Linked DNA regions of Homo sapiens: region 1 is linked to region 2. The links are chromatin loops, found by intact Hi-C in ENCODE. Cell type or tissue: B cell. All regions are shown on one strand. Links, peaks and the distances in the headings refer to the core of each region. The heading gives the core; the rest is flanking DNA.

Region 1 (7,812 bases), core at 2,391-6,390, 900 kb after region 2:
CCCTTGTCTGTCAACCAGGGGCAGAAATACTGTCACCTTAAAGGGTTGTGGGGAAGACTTGAACCCTTCAGGCAGGTAATTCAGGCAGGTAAAGAGAAGGTTAGCTCTAATCTGGCGCACACTACACCCTCGCTAAAGGGACAAGAGCTCTGAAAATGGGTGTTTGTGTCTAACTTTGGAGCTCTGGGTTGGGACACCTCCTTATACCCAAGCTGGGTCTTTGCACAGTGACTCGTGACAAATCACGTTATCAGAGACATACATAAAGACCAATATGCAAGGACGTTTCCAGCAGCATTACTAATAATAGCAAAAAAAAAAAAAAAAAAAAAAAACTGGAAACAACCCAAATAGCCCAAAAAAGGGGAAATGTATGATAGCAGATCCATGCAGGAGAATATTGTGCAGCTATTAAACAAAAGGCAGCAAACAGAACTCTCTCTACAGTGGAACCCTCATCCTGTAAACTGCATATATTCATCACTAAACAGGCAAAATCATGACTGGAGGGAAAGAGACCCGAATGGCAATAGTGCTTCCTCCTGGGTGGTGGGGTTCTGGGTAAGTCTGGTCGTCTTTGCATTCTTCCATATTTTCTAAATTTTCTAAGACGAATTGCTTTTATAGTTAGGGGGAAAAATGAGTAGGTGGTGTTTCATGAGCCACTTTCCAAGGCTGATGAGAAAGCCAGCATTGGTCAGGTTTTAGTGAGGCCTCTTTCCCTCCCTAGGGTCATGCAATATTCTTGGGGGTCCTGTACACAGCAGAACATTCAGGGAAGAGTCTCACATCACCCCTGATGTGACAGCAAGGGTGGGCCTCTGCCAGATACCCCCCTGAGGTCCTGCCAGGTCTTAGCAAGTGCCTAGGCCAGGTGTACCATTCTCTATTGCTTGCGAAACCTGCACACTGAACCACCAGCCCCTTCCCAACTTTAGGAAAAGTGTCCCAAATCTTGCAGTGAGACCAAAACAGATTCATATCCAAATACACTGTCCCCTCACTGGGGTCAGAAAAGTGTGACAAGGACAATGGACCACTGACCACTGCAGGAAGAAGCTCCAGCACCTACAGAATCAGGAAGCGTTGTGGAAAGGCCGAGGGAACCACAGCGTGAGGGCCAGGAAAGCAAGGGTGGGGTCCTGTGCAGCCCCTGAGTCTGGCACTGGGCTCAGAGGAGTAGCGAAGCCCAAGTGGAAGGAGGATACAGAGACTGCTGCGGTTAAGGGCACACTGGAGGGTTTGACCTGTCAGTCTGCAAAGATGGAGACAATGACTCCAAAGGAAACCATGGAGATCTGGAATGTGTGGCCCTGGGCCACATCTCCATCTTTCTTTCTTTTTTTTTTTTTTTTTTTTTTTTTTGCAGAGTCTTGCTCTGTCACCCAGGCTGGAGTGCAGTGGCGCGATCTCGGCTCACTGCAGCCTCCGCCTCCCGGGTTCAAGTAGTTCTTCTGCCTCAGCTTCCTGAGTAGCTGGAATTACAGGCATGCGCCACCACACCCTGCTAATTTTTTGCACTTTTAGTAGAGATGGGGTTTCACCATGTTGGCCAGGCTGGTCTCAAACTCCTGACCTCAAGAGATCCGCCCACCTCCGCCTCCCAAAGTGCTGGGATTACAGGCATGAGCCACCGTGCCCAGCCTGTCTCCATCTTTCTGATGACTCCCCAAGTCCATCCATGAGCCCAGATCTAGGGTTTCGAGGGGAGAAGGGGGACGGAAGATACTCTAGGGCTTCCCACATCCCAGGACCCTGATCCTGCACCTGTCAAGGTCAGTTTGCCCTCTTGGTGGCTGGACCTTGAGACTACTGGCCTGAAGACATTCAGTGTATCTTCATTCAATTCAACGTATTTCTTCTCCATCAGATCAGAAAAATGGAATGGTCCTCTACCAGGAATAAGTTTGATTTGGTTTAAGCACAGCAGGGGCAAGAATGTGCCAGAGAGCTTTAACGTGTCTTCCTGGGCGACCTCCTGGGGCCCTCGCAGTCCCCAACAGCCTCTCCCGAGCTCTCACTGAGCCCTTGACCATGCCGCCATCTGCTCCAGCTCCAGCCTTCTTCCTCTGCCCTGCACTTGAAGCAGGAGCTCTAAGCCCATTAGCTCATTTGTGCTATAAGGCCTAAAATGAAGGCCTACTATGTGCCACCGTGACAACTGGTAAAATTGGGAGGGCCTCGGATGGTCTAACCACAAGTTCCCCCTCCACCTCTGTTCCTGTGGATAAGGTCCTCTGGCCAGACAACCTCCTTATCCGGGAGACCAGATGCAGTTCCTGCTTCTCTCTGAGTTTCAGTTCCCTGCCAGCCCTCAGAACTATTCAGCCAAGTCAACCACGTCCTCCCATGGGCAGCAGGGGCACCTCGCCCTCTTGGTACTACAAAGCCTGCTTCCACAGCCCCAGGTGGTTCACATTGCTCCTGAGTGTGACTCCCCTGTGGCTGGTGTGGAGTGCTGAGTCCTCCCTGGGGCTGTGAGCATATATGACTGATAAACTGCTGTCAACATATCTGTCCAGTGCTGGGTGTCAAGTGTTCACGCATCCCGTAACCATAGGGTGACATCCTCCCGCACTAATGGGGTGAAAAAGAATTGATTAAAGCACCTTAAGTTCTCCCAGTGGTGGGGAGGCTTGGTGGCTGGCCAGGGCTTGCAGAGCCAGTGAGGTAAGACATCCAGCAATGTGTACAAGTGGGAACTGGGCCTAGGGCTCCCTCAGCCTGAGGCTCTATTCCCGAGAAAGGCTTTCCCCATGGGGCTGCCCCAGGCCCAGAGGTCTGGACCACATCCACTTACTTTATCAGGCCTCTTATAGATTAAAAACCAAAGACATACCAAGATGCGGATATAAATCCTGTGGCAGGTTTTAAATGCTTACATTTAACAAATAACTGCTCCTAACATTAAAACCTCACTTGGAACCATCCCCAACATCTAAATATAAAGAGGCAATTGTGAATGTGAGGCTTAGGCCAGGAGGCTCCCTGCCCCCGGCCACCAGGCTGAGCCCCGTGTCTGGAGGGGCAGCATGTGGGCCACACTGCCTGCACCAGGCCTGCCCAACGACCATGCGGCCAGGGCTCCCCTCCCTCCTCACCCCTTCCTTCATTCCTCTTCTTTCCCTGCTCCTCCCTCCTCCTTCTCTATCCACTTCCCTTCCTCCTCCTCATCCCCACTTTCTCCTCCCACCCATCTTTCTCTCTCCCTGTACCCTCCTCCACTGCCTCTCCCCTCCGCTCCCACCCCCGCTCACACATCTGAGCCCTGAAAGCCTGTGGGGACCTTGTGGTCCCAGGTGGGCCCAACTGCTCACTGCTGCCTAACCCTCTCCCTCCCACCTGGGACCTGCTGGGTTGTGGCTTGTCCTAGGGGCGCCAACCTTCCAGATCTGCATGACCAGGTCTTCACTTTAACGCTGCTGGTGTGGTCAGCAAAGCCTGGACTCGTCAGGAAGGGCTTCATGATGCAGGAACTGCGGCGAGTCCTGTACCTTCGCTGTGGCCTCACCTCTGTGTCTCCTGACATCCTGACACAGCCTGGAGCTTTGCCTCCCCACCTGACACTCCCGACACCCTAACAGACCACACTGCCCAGTTGCCCTTGCCCACGAAGGCCTCACCTCTCCACAACCTGCCTTGTAGAGTGTAAGGTGGCCTCTCTGTCCCCTGTGGCCCACTCCGGGTGACTGACACGATGGCACCAACCAGGATCCTGCAGGGCAGGCACCGCCTCTCCTGCCATCCCACTCCTGCCTGGCTAAAGATCACAGCCCAGTGCTCCCAGCTGTATGTCCTCAGGACACCCTGGCGCAAGGTCTGGCTGGCCCTTCCACTTCCTTCAGCTGGACTGAGTTGTGGAGCTTGCCAGATGTTTCCAGAGAGGTGAAGGGAGGTCTCAGCTGTTGGAGTATGGGTGCTTCTAGTTTTAAAGAGGTGTGGGCTCTGCTAAAGTTTCCGTCTTTCATTCAGTCACACTCCCTGCACACCCACGGTGTGCCAGGCCCCATGCTAAGTGCTAGGGATACAGGGAGCAACAGCCAGACAGTGCCCTGTCCTCAGAGCTTTCAATGATGGCAGGCATTCAGCCAGCAATGACAATGATACTCAACAATGAGTATATAATAACTATTAGAATTTGAGGGACACAGGAGTGTACACCAGGGGCTCTGATTTCATCCAAGCCAGGGATGGAATGATAGGGGAAAGCCCATCTGCACAATTTTGGTTGGGATTTGAGGGGCAGATAGAAGAAGCTGGTCAAAAGAGTAAGAAAAGGAGGTCCTGTGGGGTCCTGGCAGGCAAGGGACCCCACAGGGAACCTGGGTTTCATGCATATGAAGTCATGGAAGAAGGCTCCTGTGGCCACAATGTGGTGAGTGGGGGCGGCCAGCAGGCTGAAGTCAGATCCCCCAGGCCTGGGATGCAGACCACTACTTAAGGCTGAATTGCTTCAGGTGGAATCCTGGTGCAGGGTCCCAGGCCTGACCCCAGAGGCTGGCTCCTCCCCAAACTGCCCCCAGCCATGTGCTCTGTTCTTTCATGGTCTCAGAGAAGAAGCTGGTCAGGACAGAGGACCCTGAGGAAGGGCTCTCTGTTTAGACAGCTCCTATCCCACTCCTTCAGGCCAGTCCTGGTCATGCTCAGGACATGGACCAGGAGCAAAGCGCCATGCTCTGCCCCTCCCTGCATGTGCCAGCCCCACTGGTCACACCCCGATGGCCCTTACATACTTACAGCTGTGCCACTGGGTAATTTAGCTCCCAGGGGTATTATATTTAAGGTTTTGTCAACAGGCTATTTATAAAATGCCTCTCAGGCGTGGAGAGGAAGCTCAGAGGGAGTAGGGGATGGGCACACTGCTCCTCCAGAATTATAGAGCTGCTAGAGAACCAGCTAGGACTGCAGAGGCAACAGGAATGTGTATGGTCATCAAGGTGGCTGTGGTCCGAGGACACATGCCCACCATCCTGGCAGCAGGGTGGCAGGTGTATGTGCTGAGACTGGCCTGCACTCAGGCTGTTCTCTGCACTGGCCACCTCAGGCCCCTCGCCCTCCCCATCTTCAGTTGTTCAGATCCCACCATTCTTCAACATTCAGCCAGGATGACCCCTCCTCCCCAAACCCCCACTGATTCTGTGGCTCCTCCTCCAGTACTGTGGCTCCTCCCCTGGTTCTGGGCTCCTCCCCCGGTTCTGTGGCTCCTCCTCTGGTTCTGTGGCTCCTCCTCTGGTTCTGTGGCTCCCCTCCCGGGTTCTGTGGCCCCTGCTCCGGTTCTGTGGCCCCCTCATCAGGTTCTGTGGCCCCTCGTCCAGTTCTGTGGCTCCTCCTCTGGTTCTGTGACTCCTCCTCTGGTTCTGTGGCTCCTCCTCTCGTTCTGTGGCTCCTCCCCTGGTTCTGTGGCTCCTCCTTCGGTTCAGTGTCTCTTCATCCGGTTCTGTGACTCCTCCTCTGGTTCTGTGGCTCCTCCTCCAGTTCTGTGGCTCCTCCTCTGGTTCTGTGACTCCTCCTCTGGTTCTGTGGCTCCTCCTCTTGTTCTGTGGCTCCTCCTCCAGTTCTGTGGCTCCTCCTCCAGTTCTGTGGCTCCTCCTTCAGTTCAGTGGCTCTTCATCCGGTTCTGTGTCTCCTCCTCTGGTTCTGTGGCTCCTCCTCCAGTTCTGTGCCTCCTCCTCTGGTTCTGTGGCTCCTCCCCTGGTTCTGTGGCTCCTCCTCTGGTTCTGTGGCTCCTCCCCTGGTTCTGTGGCTCCTCCTCTGGTTCTGTGGCTCCTCCCCTGGTTCTGTGGCTCCTCCTTCGGTTCAGTGGCTCTTTGTCCGGTTCTGTGTCTCCTCCTCCGGTTCTGTGGCTCCTCCTCCAGTTCTGTGACTCCTCCTCTGGTTCTGTGGCTCCTCCTCCAGTTCTGTGGCTCCTCTTCTGGTTCTGTGGCTCCTCCTCTGGTTCTGTGACTCCTCCTCTGGTTCTGTGGCTCCTCCTCTCGTTCTGTGGCTCCTCCCCTGGTTCTGTGGCTCCTCCTTCGGTTCAGTGGCTCTTCGTCCGGTTCTGTGGCCCCTCCTCTGGTTCTGTGGCCCCTCCTCTGGTTCTGTGGCCCCTCCTCCGGTTCTGTGGCCCCTCCTCTGGTTCTGTGTCTCCTCCTCCAGTTCTGTGGCCCCTCCTCCGGTTCTGTGGCTCCTCATGACCTTGCTGTTATCACAGCTCTACAGCTGGCTCCCACCATGGTTTAGAGAAAGGCCTCAGCTCCACGAGGCAAACAGGCAAGAGCTTTTTTTTGTTTTTTTCCTCTCCCTGAAAATCCCATAATTTGGGGTCACTTTTGGCTCTAAGGATGATGTTATCTTCAGGTATTAAAGAGTCTTATCTAGTCCAGCTAAAATCAAAACTTTATACAGCACTGTGAATATATTATCCTACTGAGCTATACACTTAAAAAAATGATCAGTAGGGTAAATTTTTATCTGTATTTTACCACAATTTAAATTTTTAAAAATCTAAAAACACTTTACTCTCACAAGCAATCTTAGCCTTTTGTCTCCCTCACTCAAGCCTGCACCTCAGCTCAGGGACTGGCAAGGGGGGCCAGTGGGGGTACATTGTTTAATGACATGAGATGAGTGGCTGTACTAGTCAGAGTCCTCCAGAGAAACAGAACCAATAGCAGCCATATATACACATAAAGAGTTTGTGAACATGGCTACTGAGAGATGGCAGACAGATTGAGAGAGAGAGAGACTTCTAAGGAATTGGCTCACATGATTATGGGGTCCGGCAAATCCAAAATCTGTAGAGCTGATGTCCTAGTTTAAGCCCAAAGGCCAGAAGTCGCTGTGGAACCAGGAAAAGCCTATGTTCCAGTTCACAGGCCATCAGGCAGAAGAATTCTTAATTGGGGGAGGGTCAGCGTTTTTGTTTTATTCAGGCCTTCAACTAATTGGATAAGGCCCAACCACGTTAAAAAAGATAACCTGCTTTACTCTGTCTACTACTTAAATGTTATTCTCAGCAAGGTGTGGTGGCACATGCCTGTAATCCCAGCATTTTGGGAGTCTGAGGCAGGTGGATCACTTGAGTCCAGGAGTTCAAGACCAGCTTGGGCAACATGATGAAACTTACATCTCTGCAAAAAATACAAAAATTAGCCAGGCATGGTGGCACGTACCTGTAGTCCCAGCTACTCAGAGGCTGAGGTGGGAGGATCACTTGAGCCTGGGAGGCAGAGGTTGCAGTCAGCTGAGATCGCACCACTGCACTCCAGCCTGGAGGCTGGGCAATGGAGCGAGATCCTATCTCAAAAAGAACAAGGCCAGTCTGGGTAACACAGCAAGACCTCATCTCTAGAAAAATAAAAATAAAAACTTTGTTTGATGTGGTGATGCACATCTGTAGTCCTAGCTGTTTGGGAAGCTGAGGAAGGAGGATCACCTGAGCCCAGGAGTTTCAGGCTGCAGTGAGCTGTGATCATGCCACTGCACTCCAACCTGGGTGACAAAGCAAGACTCTGACTCTTGAAAAAAATAGTAACAAAAAATAAGAAAAGTTATTCTCATCCAAAAACACCCTCACAGAAGCACTCGGAATAATGTCTAACCAAATATCTGGGTGGCATGTGGCCCAGTCAAGTCAACACATAAAATTAACCAACACAGAAGTACAGAGTAGAGACAGTGGGCCCTGCCCTGTTTCCAGCAGCCCTCACTACTGGCTGGTGTCCCTGGGCCTCAACTTCCGCATTTCTTCAGTGAGATAAGGTCTGTGAACCCCTCTGTAAGCTACAAATGTGTGCTGTTGGAGTTGGAGTGAGTTGGAGTTGTTGGAGTTGT
Region 2 (7,812 bases), core at 2,499-6,498:
GGGGAGGCTGAGGCAGGAGAATTGCTTGAACCCAGGAGGCAGAAGTTGCAGTGAGCCGAGATTGCACCGCTGCACTCTAGCCTGGGTGACATAGCGAGACTTGTCTCAAAAAAAAAAGAATTACCCAGGCATGGTGGCACATGCCTGTAATCTCTGCTACTCAGGAGGCTGAGGCAGGAGAATCGCTTGAACCCAGGAGGCAGAGGGTGCAGTGAGCCAAGATTGTGTCACTGCATTCCACACTCTAGCCTGGGCGACGGAGCAAGATTCCATCTCAAAAAAAAAAGAAAGAAAAAGAAAAAGAATTTAACTAACTTGGCTAAATAAGGGAGTGGTTCAGAGCAGGGTGACCATTCATTTTGTAAAGAAGAGTGGCTATGCAAGGGGATTTGAGAGTGGCCATTCTGGGCCTCTGTGAGTAAGAAGCTCTGATTCTCCAAATGAAAACAGGATTGGCTCTTTCATCCACCTCTGGGCATGAGGGCATGAGTAGTGCCCGAAACTCCCCAGAATGAGGTGAGAGCTGCTTTCCTTAATTTATTTCCACTTTCCAAGAAGACCTAAAAACAAAATGCTCAATAGTTGTGTCATGTTTCCTTATCTTCAGATGAAGCTGCTTGGGTTCCTTAAAGTCCTCAGGCTTTGATGCAACACTTTGCTGTGACATAGATCATAAGGCTGTGTGATTGTGAGTCCAGGATTTGCTGGCTCCTCTGGTGATTTAAACTAGTCTGCAGTAGAAGAGAAGGAAATTGACATGCCAAGAGAAACAGAGATGAGAGACAGAAAAAGACCTACCTAGACTTGATTCGCTTTTCCTTCGATTATTTGGGGTTATCTCAGCTTCCTCAGTATATTCCTTTTTTTTTTTTTCCTACGAAGTCTCACTCTGTCACCCAGGCTGGAGTGCCCCAGCATGATCTTGGCTCACTGCAACCTCTGCCTCCCGGGTTCAAACAATTTTCATGCCCCAGCCTCCCAAGTAGCTGGGATTACAGGCATGCATCACCATGCCTGGCTAAATTTTTTGTATTTTTAGTAGAGATAGTATTTCACCATGATGGTCAGGCTGGTCTCAAACTCCTGGCCTGAAATGATCTGCCCGTCTTGGCCTCCCAAAGTGTTGGGTTTACAGGCGTGAGCCACTGCACCCAGCCTGCATTTCTTTTTTTATTAAGATAGTTCAAGTTAGGTTTCTCTTTCTTGACCCCAAAGGATCCTTGACTTTATCACCACAGGTAGGGTTTATCCTCATTTTACAAATAAAGGGACTGAGACTCAGGCATGTTAAGAGATTTGTCCAAGGCCCACAGCCTTGAGCTTTTTCCATTACACATCTATTTCTCCCTTCCAGCCAGTTTTGTTTGAGATAACACAGAACCAATTTCCTTATGTCAATTCAGATTCAATTGCAAGAAAAACAAAACAAAACTCTGGCCACATAAACAATGAATTTATTGGAAGTTTATTGGCTAGCTCATAGTATAGAAGTAATTGAACACCCAGGCCTTGCAAAGATCTTGAATCAGAAAAGTTCAGATCTCAGGACTGGGAACTTGTGTGCTTCCTCTTTAAACAATTGCCAGCAGATCATCAGGTTCAACCCCCTGCAGTATCTGTGTACCTAATATTGCCTCGGCTTGAGCTGAGGTCACACCACTGCACTCCAGCCTGGTAGACAGAGTAAGACTCTATCTCAAAAAGAAAAATACTAAATCAAGATTAAGTTTACATGGTGTGTAATGCAAAATAAAACAGTAATTATAATTTGTTTTATGAATAAGAATGGCAAGATAGCCTGTCTCCACAAAAAGCAAATATAGCTTAAGAACACTTTAGGGCCAGGCATGGTGGTTCATCCCGGTAATCCCAGCACTTTGGGAGGCTGAGGTGAGTGGATTGCTTGAGCCCAGGAATTTGAGACCAGCCTGGGCAAAATGGCAAAACTCTGTCTCTATCATATATATATATATATATATATATATATATATATATATATATATATATATATATATATGATAGAGCTATATTACATATATATAATTTTTAATTTGTTTTTATTTATTTAATTTTATTTTTGAGACAGTCTCACTCTGTCACCCAGGCTAGAATGCAGTGGTGCGATCACAGCTTACCGCAACCTCTGCTTCCCAGGTTCAAGCAATCCTCCCACCTCAGCCTCCCAAGTAGCTGGAACTGTAGGCATGTGCCACCATACCTGGCAAATCTGTGTGTGCATGTGTGTGTGTGTGCACGCCCAGGCTGCTCTTGAACTCTTGGGCTCAAGTAACCCACCAGTCTCAGCCTCCCAAAGTGCTGGGATCACATGCATATTAAAGCTTGCTGCAAATTTCCAAGTATTGCCAGCATTTGTAAATGTGTCCACTTTAGGTAATACAGTACACTTGTCCATTTATTATATGTTGGACCAGGATTATTTCTGTGACAAAATATTCATGTTCTGTCTCTGCATTTAAAAACTACTGTTTCTGGCCAGGCGCAGTGGCTCATGCCTGTAATCCCAGCACTTTGGGAGACGAGGCGAGCGGATCACCTGAGGTCGGGAGTTTGAGACCAGCCTGACCAATATGGAGAAACCCCATCTCTACTAAAAATACAAAATTAGCTGGGCATGGTGGCACATGCCTGTATTCCCAGCTACTTGGGAGGCTGAGGCAGGAGAATCGCTTGAACTCAGGAGGCAGAGGTTGCGGTGAGCAGAGATTGTGCCACTGCACTCCAGCCTGGGCAACAAGAGCAAAACTCCATCTCAAACAAACAAACAAACAAACAAACAAACAGTTTCTTTTCCATTTTCTCCAATGAAATTTTATTAGCAGTCACTTAAAAATCGATGTTCTGGCTGGGCGCGGTGGCTCACGCCTGTAATCTCAGCACTTTGGGAGGCCGAGGTGGGCGGATCACTTGAGGTCAGGAGATCAAGACCATCCTGGCTAACACAGTGAAACCCCATCTCTACTAAAAACACAAACAATTAGCCGGGCGTGTTGGCAGCTGCCTGTAATCCCAGCTACTCGGGAGGCTGAGGCAGGAGAATGGCTTTAACCTGGGAGACGGAGCTTGCAGTGAGCCGAGATGGTGCCACTGCACTCCAGCCTGGGAGACAGAGCAAGACTCTGTCTCAAAAAAAAAAAAAAAAAAAAAAAAAAAAATCGATGTTCTGAAGGGCTATTTTTTTAAATTTTAATTTAATTTAATTTTTTTTGAGATGGAGTCTTGCTCGGTCGCCTAGGCTGGAGAGCAGTGGCGCGATCTTGGCTCACTGCAACCTCAGCCTCCCGGGTTCAAGCGATCAAGCAATTCTCCTACCTCAGCCTCCTGAGTAGCTGGGAATACTAAAGAGCAGTGGTGCATTCATAGCTCACTGTAGCCTCGACCTCCTGGGCTCAAGCCATCCTCCAGCCTCAGCCTCCTGAATAGCTGGGATTACAGGCATGTGCCACCATGCTTGGCTAATTAAAAATTTTTTAGGGAGGGGGATAGAGACAGGGTCTTGCAGGTTCACGACCACATAGGCTGGTCTTGAACTCCTGGACTCAAGTGATCGTCCTGCCTCAGCCTCCCGAGTAGCTAGGACTACAGGTGCTCACCACCAGATCCAGCTAAAGGGCTTTTCATCATTGATAAACCCTCAAAGTATATTTTAATCCCTGGCATTTTTATGTGAACATACCTACTGCACTGCATCATGAATTTTATATGTGGTAGACTGATTCGTTAGGGCTCCTCAAATTGCAGGTGAACCAAAATCCATGAAAAAAAAGTGTATTTAAAGGATGGGAAGATACTGCAAGACGCCAGAGCAGGGAAACTAAGCACCTCAGCCCAGAACCAAGGATGTGATGCCTTTTGTCAAGACAAACTAGCCTCTGCTTTCCTCCAAGTAGTGATCTATTTCCTTCAGGCCTCTCTGGCTGAAAGTATGGCCACTGAAACCTTGGGAACACATTCTTATGATTCCACAGCCTGTCAAAGACAAAACCCAAGCAAATAAGGAAATTGATTTTATTCAGGCTGTTGTGATAGGGCAAGCACCTTAGATCTGAAGGTCAGACTCTTGACAGGGTATGTTTGTCCGACACTTATAGGGAGGAGTCGGTAATTCACAGGTGGGGTGTTTTATAGTTGGAATTGTTTTTGTGATCAAGCTGAATCTCAATCAGCTGAACAGGAAATATCTCTATGGCTAGCTAGTCTCAGAGGGACAAACAGTTCCCCTTATGAGACAAATAATGCAAATTTGGAGAGTCTGTGTCTGGTCTTGCCATAAGTAAACAGTGGTATCATCAGTGGTCTTATCTAAGTCCTATCCAGAAGAGTGATTCTTTGTAGTAAGCTGGGACAAAGAGTGTGTGTGTCAGCGTGGGGGTGAGGGGGGTTGGGGGGGCAGGTGGTTCTTAACCATCTCAGTTTTCCAGAAGTGTAGGACTTACACAGAGTTCAATGTTATGAAAACAGGAGAAAGACTATTCCACCAGCTGAGACACTCTGAAGAGAGCGCCATGTGCTTGGTCACATGTTTATCTGCTTATCTCTCCTTCAAATCATTGTGGTCCAGTGAGAGGAGGTGCTGTGAATAATTCAGCTTGTGTTATGCCCACTCCTATTGTTAGCATAGTAGAGAGAAGGGGGCCCGGGAAGATCAAGAAAAATCACCACCACAGTGGGCAAACTGTCAGAATTTAATTCCAGTGGAACTTAATTTGAAAACTTTTTCTTTTTCTTTCTTTTTTTTTTTTTTTTTGAGACAGAGTTTTGCTCCTGTTGCCCAGGCTGGAGTGCAATGGCATGATCTCAGCTCACCGCAACCTCCACCTCCCGGGTTCAAGTGATTCTCCTGCCTCAGCCTCCCAAGTAGCTGGGATTACAGGCATGCATCACCACGCCCGGCTAATTTTTTGTATTTTTAGTAGAGACGGGGTTTCTCCATGTTGGTCAGGCTGGTCTCGAACTCCTGACCTCAGGTGATCCGCCTGCCTTGGCCTCCCAAAGTTCTGAGATTACAGGTGTGAGCCACCATGCCTGGCCGAAAACTTTTTCTTATAGCAGAAAAAGACACAAACCTTTGTTCAAAATTAGATACAAAAATAGATAAAATTAGATAGTGGCACTGTAATGATGCTCCTAAGTTACCATGAATCTTTTTCTTGACCTTTAGACAGTCCAAGAAGTCTCACGTGACATCCCACGTTTCCTTCCTCATTCAAATCGCCCCTCCCTCTTTCAAATCTCAATTCTATAAAATTGAGATGGCAAGGCCAGGCGTGGTGGTTCACGCTTGTAATCCCAGCACTTTGGGAGGCCGAGGCAGGCAGATTACCTGAGGAGGCGGGCGGATCACCTGAGGTCGGGAGTTAGAGACCAGCCTGACCAACACGGAGAAATCCTGTCTCCACTAAAAATACAAAATTAGCCGGGGGTGGTGGCACATGCCTGTAATCCCAGATATCCAGGAGGCTGAGGCAGGAGAATCGCTTGAACCTGGGAGGCGGAGGTTGTGGTGAGCCGAGATCATGCCATTGCAATCCAGCCTGGGTAACAACAGCAAAACTCCGTCTCAAAAAAAAAAAAAAAAAATGAGACGGCAAATGTTAAGAAGCGTTGGTAATATTTCAAGTTACTCTGTTTTTGACAATTCTTTTGGCGGTACTTCCTAATTTCCCATCCTACCTCAAGGTGTAATTTGGCTTAATGTGAGCTAGAGGTCACAGAAATCCCTGTTCCAGAGATCCCTGTTCCCAACACCTAAGAGCTTTAAAGCCTCAAGATATCTGAATCAGTAAGGTGGGAAAACAGCCTATTGCAATAATGCTCCAGGGAAATTGGATTCCTTGGGCCAAAATAAGCAAATATAGACAGGAAGTCTTAGAGCTTAAGAAACACAGAAGAGTTTTTAAATCCTCACCTTTCCATTCCAACCAGCGAAAATGCAAACAGGGAAAAAGAGCTCAGAAATCTCTTCTTGTGAATAATTGGATTTCCAACCAGTAGTTAATTGGGCTTAATGTAATCACAGGTTATTCAATCAGGCTGCTATTGGTGAAATCTACGTGGTTTTCTTTTTTTGACCCTTAAAATTGTAACCCAGGTGTTACCTAGGGGCTTTGTTGAACTTGGAGAACTAGGTAATCTTGGCTACAACATCTAGGGTCTAAGGTAGTTGAAAGACGACTCTATACTTTTAGTGGTTTAATTTCACGTAGGCTTCACTGTCTCTGTTCCTGCTCCAGGTCACATCTGAATAAGAGGCTGCATCTCATTTGTGGGTGCTCACTAGAAATCCCACTGCACCAAGCATCTCATGATTTTATTGAAGGCTTGTGGGCTGCAGTAAAGGGTTGTCACATGCCAGATGATGTGACCACTGTCTCTCTGGCTCTCAATGACTTTCCTCACTTCCTCTCTGATCAGGACCCCTTCCAAAATCCCACAGTCCCTACATATTGCCTTGTGAAACTCCCTGGAAAGTTATGTAAATAAGTGTCCCCTCCCCTATATAATTTAACTCAAAGCCCACCCAGGCCTATTTGGATTCCTCTGCTCACTGGTACTCTGGTACCAACTTTTCCTCTAATTACATCAACACTGTGAGATATCTTTTAGGGTATTTTTTTTTTTTTTTTTTTTTTGAGATGGAGTCTGGCTCTGTCGACCAGGCTGGAATGCAGTGGCGTGATCTCAGCTCACTGCAAGCTCCACCTCCCAGGTTCATGCCATTCTCCTGCCTCAGCCTCCCAAGTAGCTGGGACTACAGGCGACCACCACCACGCCTGGCTAATTTTTCTATTTTTAGTAGAGATGGGGTTTTACCATGTTAGCCAGGATGGTCTCGATCTCCTGACCTTGTGACCTGCCTGCCTCGGCCTCCCAAAGTGCTGGGATTGCAGGCGTGAGCCATGGCACCCAGCCAGGGTATTTTCTTTTTTTTAGATGGAGTCTTGCTCTGTTGCCCAGGCTGGAGTGCAGTGGTGCGATCTCCTCTCACCGCAACCTCCACCTCCCAGGTTCAAGAAATTCTTCTGCCTTAGCCTCCCAAGTAGCTAGGATTACAGGCACGTGTCACCATGCCTGGCTAATTTTTGTATTATTAATAGAGATGGGGTTTCACCATGTTGCCAGGCTGGTCTTGAACTCCTGACCTCAAGTGATCCACCCGCCTCAGCCTCCCAAAGTGCTGGGATTACAGGCATGAGCCACCACGCCTGGCCATTTTAGTGTATCTTTCTAGTTCCTGATGATAGTTCTCTAAAAACTGGATGTTGGTGACCCTGTACCCCTAGCCACACTTGACTGAACTAGTTTGACTGATCTGAGCTGGGTCAATCAAGTCCTCTTACCTGAGAATTTTATGTTAGAACTAACGGTCTTTACTTTTCATCCCTGTGTAGGGCTGGTCCTGAAGCATGTATATTCAGAGCTGAGGGGCAGCCAGTGTCTGGAGAGAGAGAAATCTGGTCTACAGAGAAAGAAGGCTGAGGCAGGTGGATCACTTGAAGTCCGGAGTTCAAGACCAGCCTGGTTAAAATGGTAAAACCCTGTCTCTATTAAAAATACAGGGCCAGGCGTGGTAGCTCATACCTGTAATCCCAGCACTTCGGGAGGCCAAGGCGGGCAGATCATGAGGTCAGAAGTTCGAGATCAGCCTGGCCAGCATGGTGAAACCCTGTTTCTACTAAAAATACAAAAAATTAGCCAGGCATCATGGCACATGCTTGTAGTCTCAGCTACTTGGGAGGCTGAGTCAGGAGAATTGCCTGAACCCAGCAGGCGGAGGTTGCAGTAAGCTGAGAT

The links. Peaks named below come from ENCODE experiments on the same cell type or tissue, not always from the same donor. Only the 100,000 strongest peaks of a DNase experiment are listed, where the experiment ranks them.
Region 1: it touches region 2 in a loop (6-fold over the local background); 1 of 110 quality-filtered maps calls a loop at or near these places.

The regions. Positions count from the first base shown.
Region 1 is chr5:133,930,617-133,938,428 of GRCh38, forward strand. All of the region lies in intron 3 of LOC105379182 (a long non-coding RNA gene), which reads right to left. Among named protein-coding and RNA genes, the nearest start is that of WSPAR, 21 kb to the left of the region's middle. RefSeq lists a silencer at 78-157 and enhancers at 2,552-3,179, 2,642-2,701. In B cell, for the core only: no CTCF peak of the experiment used is centred there; DNase peaks (open chromatin) are centred at 3,275, 3,815, 4,765 and 6,134; H3K4me3 peaks cover 3,058 bases; H3K27ac peaks cover 4,000 bases.
Region 2 is chr5:133,029,054-133,036,865 of GRCh38, forward strand. No RefSeq gene overlaps it. Among named protein-coding and RNA genes, the nearest start is that of ZCCHC10, 6.4 kb to the left of the region's middle. In B cell, for the core only: no CTCF peak of the experiment used is centred there; DNase peaks (open chromatin) are centred at 4,328 and 6,368; H3K4me3 peaks cover 2,464 bases; H3K27ac peaks cover 3,111 bases.